2 separate regions of the Homo sapiens genome follow, and region 1 is linked to region 2. Evidence: read pairs that join two places in POLR2A ChIA-PET (ENCODE). Cell type or tissue: OCI-LY7. All regions are shown on one strand.

Region 1 (5,000 bases), 120 kb after region 2:
TTCAGTTGGAGGATGCAGTGACTTAAAAACCTCTGACCTTAAGGAGGGAAAAGTCTAATGGGAGACTTAGAGAATCCTGGTTAAATCATTAGAAGAAAACAAAATTGAGCCCTCTTAATGAGCACAGTATATCATAGGACCAGGAATATCCATACAGTGGAATATTATTTAACTATAAAAAGAAACGAAGTACTGACCCATGCTACAGTGTGGATGTACATTGAAAATAGTATGCTCAGTGAAAGAGGCCATGCACAAAAAACCACATGTTGCATAATTCCATGTATATGAAGTATCTAGAAGTGGCAAATTCATTCAGAGAGAAAGTAGATTAGTAGTTGCTTAGGGCTGGGCTGGATGGTAGGATTGCAGGACAGGATGATACCTAAAAGTGTACAGAGCCTCTTTTTGAGTTGATGAAAATATTCTAACATTAATATCATGGTGATGCTTTCAAGACTCTGTGAATATGCTAAAAACCACTGAATTGTACACTTTAAATGGGTGAAATTGTAGCTATATTAGTTATATCTCAATCAAGCTGTTATTAATGAAAAGAGAGGACTAGAAAAGAAGCAAAGCAGGGGATACAGAAACAAGTTAGGAGGGATGGCTCTTGGGAGGTCTGCCTGACTTAATTGGAGGAGGCTTAGACAGGCTTTGCAGATGGGCTGAATCTTTGCTTCCATTTTCAGAAATGGAGGGGATGAGGTAGTCCCAAGATGCTCCTACATTGAAATATTAAGCCTGTTTCTGCCAGGACCTCTGGACTATTGATGTCTACATAATTTTACAAACCACAGATTTAAAGGAAAATCAAAAACAAATTGGAATGATCAGATGGGCAGCTGTCTAGAGCTAAAAACTTGTGTGTTTCTCACCTTTTCATTCTCTTCTTGATTATTTTTCATGAGAGACAGTGTTTGCAGGGAGATAGTTCATTTGCTGAAGAGAGTGGTGGTATGCTGAGTTCCTCATGAGTCCTGACATTAAATATGGCTGAGGAGGTTCTACTGGTTTTAGAAATTCCTTTCCAAGGCCACTTACCTTCTATTCTTTTGCACACCTCCAGATCCAAGGTTCTTGTGTTTTTACTCTATATGTGTAAAATAATGATGGCCTGTTTTGAGCTGCTTTTATAGTTTTGAATTTAGCACTTTACATAATGTGGGTTAAGTTTGAAGGTATTGGATAGCAGAGATTTTCTTTTCTTAACAAAAAGAAGTTATGTAGAGATTAGATCAGTGTCAAATTCAAAATAGGACTCGGTATAGAAAAAGTATCACCTGACACTCTGGAACATATAACATGGATAAATATCTACACATGTTATAGAAGGCAGGGATTCATTCAGAAGAACCACAGGAAGTGAGTGATAGCTTATGTTTGTCCTTTGAGTGGATTAAATATGTATTTTTATGCTTTTGCAAAGATATTAGCCAAATAAAGGTGTTTACTGTAGTTGGACTGGAAAACAAGTGAGGCTGAATTATTTACCTTCATGTACACCATTACTACAGTAAATCATATATTAGCAGTATTTTAAAACAAATTTATCATTTTAAAATATCAATTTTTTATTCCCCAAGTGGCTTTGTAAAATAACCAAATTAGGTAAACAATGAGTATTAGCTTCATGAAATATATGAACCAAATGGACTGAAACTGGTTTTTACTCTCCCTCGCCCAGCCTCTTCCCCACAGATGCAGTTAATTTTTATAATCCCTTTAGGGTCTGTACATTTTGATATAAGGAAACTAGTGGTTTATCTATACTCGAATCTAAATTAAATCCCTAAAGTTTTTCCCTACTGCCAATTTCTAATAAAATGCAGTCCTAAGGAAAGGTGACCAATGGAGTGCATGTGAAACTCATCTTCATTCTGAAGTGTGATGGAAACACAGGAGGCAGAAGGGACAAACCATGTTGCTTGGGAATGTGAAAGCCTGAGTTCCAGCCTCCTAGTTCTCTGACAAACCCGCTGTGAGGCCCATTACCTTACCTTAGTTCTATTTCCTCATCTGTAAAATGAGGGCACTGCAACTAGATGATTGCTAAACTCTCTTCCTGTTATAAACAGTCTCTGTTGTAAAAGACTAGCCTGCATTGTCAGCCTGTGTGGGCTACCACTGTGCGCTAATGAAGACGGCATAATTGAACTTTCTAGATCTCACGGAATCTACATGTGCCCTGCATTTTATTGTCCCACCAATGAACCTGAGGCTTTTAATGAGCAAAATGAGAGTTATCTACATACAAGATAAGGTTCAAGTGTCTGAGAGAAGGAGAAGGCTAGGAGAAGATACTACATGTACTTGAAGATGGAAGAAACAGATTCAGATCTTCCTTTGCCACTAGCTTGATGACGGCTTGAGACAGCTCCCTCTGTTCATTTTTGGAGGGCCTTAGTTTCCTCTTTTGTAAATGAGGGCAGTTCCTCTGTTTGTGGTGGCTAGGGAAGCACACAGGTGGGTGAAATCACAGCTAATATAAAAATCCTGGGCTGGGTGCAGTGGCTCATGCCTGTAATCCCAGCACTTTGGGAGGCCGAGACGGGTGGATCACCTGAGGTCAGGAGTTGGAGACCAGCCTGGTCAACATGGCAAAACCCTACCTCTACTAAAAATACAAAAAATTAGCCAGGCGTGGTGGCTGGTGCCTGTAATCCCAGCTACTTGGGAGGCTGAGGCAGGAGAATCGCTTGAACCTGGGAGGTGGATGTTGCAGTGAGCTGAGATTGCGCCATTGCACTCCAGCCTGGTCGACAAGAGGGAAAACTCCGTCAAAAAAAAAAAAAAAAAAAAAAAAGAAAAGAAAAAAAATCCTATGATAGAGAGAAGCTTCTCACCATCATGCCTTACACCAAGGTGATTAACAAAGTAGTTAAATGGAACTTGTTCTTCTTTCTGACCTTTTCCAGTCAGCTAGCGTGGATATCAATGAAATAGCGATTCCAAAAAGGTAACCTGGAGAGAGAGAAACCTAAGGCCTTTGGTTAATTCATAGTAAATTTGGTTTTGAGTGGTCAGTTTTTATATTATCATAATGTGACCAATTTTATTATATCCAGGAGAAAAAAGTTGGAAAAATATCCTAACTTGCTAAGAGTGATGAATCCTTGAGTTGAGATTTTTGGCTTAACTTCTCAGTATGAACATGGGTTTTCATGCTGATTGATAGGATCAATTCATCCTGTCTTCATCACAGAATAAACTTGAATTGTTCATACCGATGATATGATGATTAATTCAGGTTTTTGGCTTGAGCATTTCTTTGTGGGCTATGGAGCTCTTTTTCCTTTGGAAAGCAGGCCTGGGTGTGTAAAGATGTATCAAATTATCAGGGGACAGACATATACTTTCCTGCAGCCTCTGCAGGGCTCACAGGTTCAAACACAACCTGCCTGAATCATAAGAAATTTAATTGAGTAGATAAAGAGGTCCTCATAATTATAAACTGCAGTAGGTATAACAAGAGGCTAAATACATAGCTGTGGTTTTAATTAGCTGGTGCTTCAAATTAGTAATGTTGGTTTCAGTCAGAAATCAGTGACGTTATAGACTGAAAGCCTCATCACCATGTAGTTCATTACTCATTAGACCTCACTGTGTGAAGCCTTCAATACAACGCCATGCTGAGCAAGAAAGGAAAAAGTTGGAGATATTTGGTTGCCTTCCAAGAGCAGTGGAGCTCTGTGGAGATTAAATTCATTCTCGCCAGAGATATGAGAATTAACTGTTCTTTGTCGGATGTGTTAAAAAATGCAGCAGGCAGTTTTGCTTGCAACAGATAACACCCGCATGCACACTCAATCTGCTATTCAAATTTGTGTCTGGAATTTGGTAGCTAATGAACTGATGCAAAATGCAGCCAAGAGCCTCCTAACAAATCAAAGCCAGGGCTAAAGCACCGAAAGTGCCCTTACTGCTGATCGTTTGAAAGGTTGTCATGCAAGCTGAAGCACGTTTCCTTTTCTTCTCCTTCTCCTTTCTTTTTCCTTCAGGGTTTTAATTATATCTTTCCCTCGGAGAAGGAAGGTAGTTTGCAAAGCCAAGAGACCAAAGCACTTCAGTTCTCTTCATGGGAGAATTAAATGTGATCTATGGGCCTGTCATTCTTAGCTGTCAGGTGCACAAAATGAACAGATAGCTAGAAAACTGACATCCTGCTCGCATTACTCAGAAGGAAAAGACTTTGGTTCTTGTTTGTGTGTAGATACTAATCTGCTATGGAAAGCAAAGAAATTAAGTGTCCTTCTCCTTTGCAACAACCCTGCCCTCACTAAATATTGCTTTAACTTGTTACTCTACCCCCACCCCCATAACACCCAATCTTTCTTACATTTGGATAAATTGATGGGATTGGATTACACACAGCCAATTTATGGTGTTGAGGTACGGTCACAAGCGCCACACTTAACGGACTGAAGATGTTACTGTGCCTGATTGTTTCCATGTCAGTCTCAAACATGGAGACATTGAGACACACAACAATTGTTTGGGGTTCTGAGTTCAACTTGTGAATGGAAATGAAAGATGATGCTAGAAAATCTAATACCTATGGAGGGCATCTGAGACTACAAATAATAGCCTGGCTTCCAGTATCTGGACTTGATATCTTCCTTGACCAGGCAAGGCCTAGATATGGGGCCCTGGCTTTGGGTAGGACTCTGAAGGTTTTCTTTGCTTTACTCAGACAGTGATAACATTTGCTGAATATACTCATGAATGGTCCAGTGAGCTTTAATGTATCTGACGTTTGTATTATGAAAGTGTAATGTGCATTTAAACATCCTATAAATGTTGTTGCTGTTTTTTAATGGAGAAATGAGTGTTCTTTATCCAGGAGATAAAGTTATCAAAGTCACTTTGAATTTGACCATTCAAGGATTCCTGTGAAGAAAAGTGGATGATTAAGTGTAGTGGCATTGTACACTCCATGTTTATCAACATCTAGTTAAGCTGCACAGATAGTTTATGTTCTAGGTTCTTTGAGCAAA
Region 2 (5,000 bases):
TAATTTACAACTCTGACTTCAATTATATACCGTGTTGTTCAAATGAAAATAGCTCTCTTGCAGCATAGATAGAGATGTTAGCAACCATTTATAAGAAGTGTTTGGAAATTAGGATGAAAGACAAAGCCTGCTTTGTTTGATTTCATGCAAAAAAATTTAGAATGCCTGTTCATAAAATAATTTCCAAATATTAGTCTTTAGTTCTTGACAGTTTCAAAATTGTGCAAGTGTAAAATGGAATTTTAACTGCTTTTCTTTTCTCTTTCATGTAGTTCATAGCAGATATTTCAACACTGTCGCTGCTCCAGAAAATCCTTGGATCCAGTTCCTCCAGATTGAGAAAGGAATGACATACTCTTTAGGGTAATCGTGTAGGCAGGGATGAGGAGAATGGTTGAAGAGAGAATTCTGTGTTTTGACTTGGAAAGGCACCCACTCCACCCTTGTATTTTCAAAGTGGCTCTTAGATGTCGGGCAGTATGATTCTCATTCAAAGCCTGGAACACCAAAGAAGAAACTCTGCATCTTGCCACTTAAACTTACTGTTAGCACTTCGGTACTGATGTACAGCTTTGGTTGAAGCCTCTCTCTCTCTCTCTTTCTCTCTCTCTCTCTCTCTCTCTCTCTGTGTGTGTGTGTGTGTGTGTGTGTGTGTGTGTGGTTTGAAAATTGTATCCCCCTTCAGACTATAACCTAGTCTTTTAATGTGCATGAGAAGGGTAAAAGTAAATATATGCCCCTATAGAGAAAAGGAGGTAATTTATTTATTGCTTTTCCATTTTTAATTTGCCCATTCTAAACAATGTTCCAGAAGGATTTGTATGACTTAATACTTTCCAGAAAATATTCTGTTTTTGTAGGCTAATGGTTCAGTTTACTTCTCATTTCTTCATTGCCTTTCAGATAAGTACTTCCACAGGAACTTAGCATTAAAATTTGCCTTTTCAAATGTACCATATGGAATTCCCAAAGGAAATAATTTTTAAAGTACCAGTCTCACTCAATTTGGCTGTAGAGCTGAGTTCTCTTCCTCTCACAACCCCCTTCCCCAATTTAAAACATTTTCATAAACTCAGAAACAGAGGAGCTAACAAGAATCTCTGGATCCATTAACATTCAGTCATGTAGAATTTCTCAGAATATTCCCATCTTAAAGAGGATGTGGAGACAACATTTGAATGGATGACATTATGTGTGTTTCAGAAGCCAGGTGTAAAGAGCACTTTTCCATACATTTTATATCTGAGTTACCAATGCCTCATCTTCCAGAGAGCAGGCAGTAGGCGGCATGTGTGTCCTGGGACACTGAGCTTGCCTTCCTTTACTAAGGGCTGTAACTGCCACATCACCATTTGGAGTCATGACTTGTAAAGTACTCAGTCTTATTTGTTGACAACTGTTGTGGGCACCTCTCCCTTTTAAGTGTTCTAAAGGAACAAGTTTTGAGAAATTAGGTCAGTTGAATTTTCTAATATTTTTGGAATGTAAATTAACTGTACAAAAAGCTTCAACTGCAGTTGTAATTGTAGCTTGTTAAAAATGAAAAACAGAGATGTCAGAATTCTATTAGGAAAAAATAATTATAGTAATATTTTCCTGCTATATTGACCCTGCTAATTGTATAAAAGAAAGTACATTCAAAATTTAACTTATGTGTACGTGTGTGTGTGTGCATGTGCAGGAGAGAGAGAGAGGTGTTAGAGCCACCAGTTTGCTGAAGTAATAACTTTCCTTTTCTTCTTTTCTATAACCAAGCATAATATATAAAGAGAGCTTTGACATAACATTTAAAGTCTAAACTCCAGCCAATGTCAATATTATATAGCAAATATTGACTTTAATCAAAAAGGTCTGACTGATGTTACAGCTTATAAGAACAAACAAAATTGTAACACTTATCATTAAATTACCACTATAGAAATATGTAGATGATAATCTCAGCCCAGTGAATGAGCTGATTCTCAATAGATAATGGTCCCATTAGTCAGATATTATCATTTAGCTTATCTATATTACTTAGAAATAGTTTATATTTAAATAACCAGAATAGAAGACTTCATAAATACACATTAGGTTGTGGGCTATAGATTTCAACACTATCTATCTATAGATAAAGCTATAAATAGATGAATATTGAATATAGTAATTTAACACTTAAGTAATTTTATAGTATCATTAAAAGGAATCACACTTGAGCCATTAATTGTAAGGATTTGAAATGTTAGAAAAAACAGTTGTGAAATTCACAGAGAAAGACAGGAAGAACATTCTAAACATCATCTATTTTGGAGATGGAAAACAACATTTGATTTCATGTATATATAATGTATCCCATAGTAGGGACTCAGTGTCAGTAGGCTGAGATAACATACGAGAAATCTGAAAGTTCTGACTGCTCTGTGTGCTTAGGACCTCCACAGGGTACCAGACTTTACCAACTTCAGGACTTCCACTAGTCTGAGTAGCCAGGGCACACCAGTCACAGCTCAGAGAGACACATCCTTAGGTTTGCTGAAAACACCTGTTTCTGAGAGCAATCATAGTATAATAGCTTTGACTCAATAAAGTGATCTTCCGTGAGCAAGAAGATCAGTTGGCAGAAAAGGAAAAGGAAATGTGGCACAAAAAACTTGGCACTCCACTATAAGAAATAACTTTACCTTTGTTAATTCATTTAGTCGGTGGATTCTTATTTTATTTAATGAGTTATAATCCATTACTATCATCATTTATTTATTTATTGCTAAAATTTGAGGTAATTTTAGATTCACACATAGTTGCAAGAAAGAATATACAGAAGTCCTGTGTACTTTTATCCAGTTTTCCACAGTGGTAATATCTTGCGAAACTATAGTACAATACAATCTTGTTTTTTTTTTTTTTTTTTTTTTGATGCACAAATTTTCCCAGACTTGACCAGTGGGAGCTGTTTCTAGCTGGCTCCTATGTCCTTTTGATTATGAATCACTTCCTTAATTTCTGGAACAAAATACTTCAGGTTCACCTGGTACTTTCTCTGCTTCAGCCCTGGATTCATCTCTCTTAGAAGCCTAATTTCCTTTATTGGAAAATGGTACTTATAGAACAAGATATAGAACAAAATGGTACTTATAGAAAAGGGGATAGGTATACCTTTACTACCGGAGTGCCATTATTTCTAGGCCATCTCAGCAAATAGAGCTAGGAAATATATACACGTACATGCACATACACATACATGAACACACATCTATCTCTATTTCTATATCTGTTCATCTGTATATACAGCATATTAAAATATCATGATGTTATAATGATCTCACCAATTCCAATAAAACACCACATTCCAGTCTTTCCCCTTTTCTTACCGGTAACTCCCTTCTCTAAAATTGAGAAATTTAGCTCACATGATCCACAATATACTTAGTTATTTAGTCAATCCAAATGTGCTAACCCCTAGCACTGTGAAAAATCAGTTCAGGTAAGAGTCATCAATGGATCATAAAAGCAGTGGGTGAAAGTTTGAGGAGTAATGAAATATTTACATAATTTCTAAGTATTTCCCTACAAAATATTTATTAATTGCAAGGGGAAGAAGTAGCAAATTGGCAGTGGAGAAACCTGGCAGACACCACCTTAAGCAAGTGACCAAAGTGAGCATCATCAGGAATGAGACATGGAGACCTCCTGTGCCTCCTGATGAAATGCACTGAGGGGAACACAAGATCACTTTTGTGGCATTTCTGCCAATAGTACATAATCTGGATTTAACTATGAGGAAACATCAGACAATAAACCCAAATTGAGGCACATTCTACAAAATAAGTGCCCCTTTTCTTAAAAAAATGTCAAGATAGTGAAAAATAGAACTGGAGAAGTGCTCCAGGGTAAAGGAGGCTACAGAAACATGAAAACTAAATGCAAGGCATGAATTTAGATTGGATCTTGGACCCTTTCTTTCTTTCTTTTTTTCTATAAAGTATATTATTGAGACAGTTGGTGAAATCTAAATAAAGTTTGTAGGTTAGATAACAGTAGAATATCAACATCAATTTCCTGATTTTGATAATCATATTGTGGTTATGTAGGAGAATGTTCTTTTTTTAGGCGATACACAATGTTGGGTTTACAGGTAGGGGGCTATCATGACTGCCAATTAACACTACGTGAAAGATATATAGGCTATTTTAATGTTCTTACAGCTTTTCTGGAAGTCTGAATTTTTTTTCAAAATAAAAATGTTTCAAAAAAACAAATGAGAAATGTTCCCCCGCCACCTCATCCTCATTCTATGCATTGACCTTTGTCATTTCCTGGACCAGTAATTGGGTCCCTTCTAAGTCACCTGAAACCATCTTGTTTGCTTGCCCTAACTCTAGTACTGGCTCAGATGAGCCTGCCTCTGTACCTCTGTATCCCATTTCTCCTGTTGATTTCTTTCTTCTCCTGACATCAGAAAACCATTTGAAGGACAGTATACACATTATCCTTTCCTTGACTCTTTTTAGCAGCTCTCCAATGACCATTTGCCTTTAGCTGACCCAAGAAAGTGATGCGCTGCTAACCATAGGTAGTGTCCTGTAATTGCAGATTTCAACTGTTTTCATATGCTTAGAGTAGCCTAAGGCAAGTAACAATCTGTGCTAGGAGAAGAGCAAAGACTACTGTAATTCACTTTACTTTTTAAATTTACCTCTGGAAAAGAAAGAACAAGAGAGCCAATAAAACTTGAGGGATTTGTTAATTTGTTAATTTGGTATTTGATTTGCCCTTACAGCTGTACCTCACCTTTTAGATATTTTTCTACTTTGGGAAAACTTTAGCACACTAGTCAATTATATATTATTTTAACTTCTCGAGGTGAGCTTCTCATTTAAAGGGAAACTGAGATCAATTCTTTTGTAAAATCAGTCATCACTTCCTACTCTTGTTAAAGGAATTTTTTTCTGTGTTGATATGTCTTCAGTTGTGAAGTGCACATATATGTTATAGAAATTCTCATGGCGTTCCTGGTGTTCAGC

The links. ChIA-PET counts read pairs that join two places held together with the same protein. Peaks named below come from ENCODE experiments on the same cell type or tissue, not always from the same donor. Only the 100,000 strongest peaks of a DNase experiment are listed, where the experiment ranks them.
Region 1: POLR2A ChIA-PET joins it to region 2 with 9 read pairs; 2 of 35 experiments call an interaction of 5 or more read pairs at or near these places.

Annotation. Positions count from the first base shown.
Region 1 is chrX:148,645,777-148,650,776 of GRCh38, forward strand. The region is part of intron 1 of AFF2 (ALF transcription elongation factor 2); the gene reads left to right. Among named protein-coding and RNA genes, the nearest start is that of AFF2, 150 kb to the left of the region's middle. In OCI-LY7, no CTCF peak of the experiment used is centred here; a DNase peak (open chromatin) is centred at 2,015; H3K27ac peaks cover 2,132 bases.
Region 2 is chrX:148,523,498-148,528,497 of GRCh38, forward strand. The region is part of intron 1 of AFF2 (ALF transcription elongation factor 2); the gene reads left to right. Among named protein-coding and RNA genes, the nearest start is that of AFF2, 25 kb to the left of the region's middle. In OCI-LY7, a CTCF peak has its summit at 4,497; a DNase peak (open chromatin) is centred at 2,494; H3K4me3 peaks cover 1,461 bases; H3K27ac peaks cover 4,248 bases.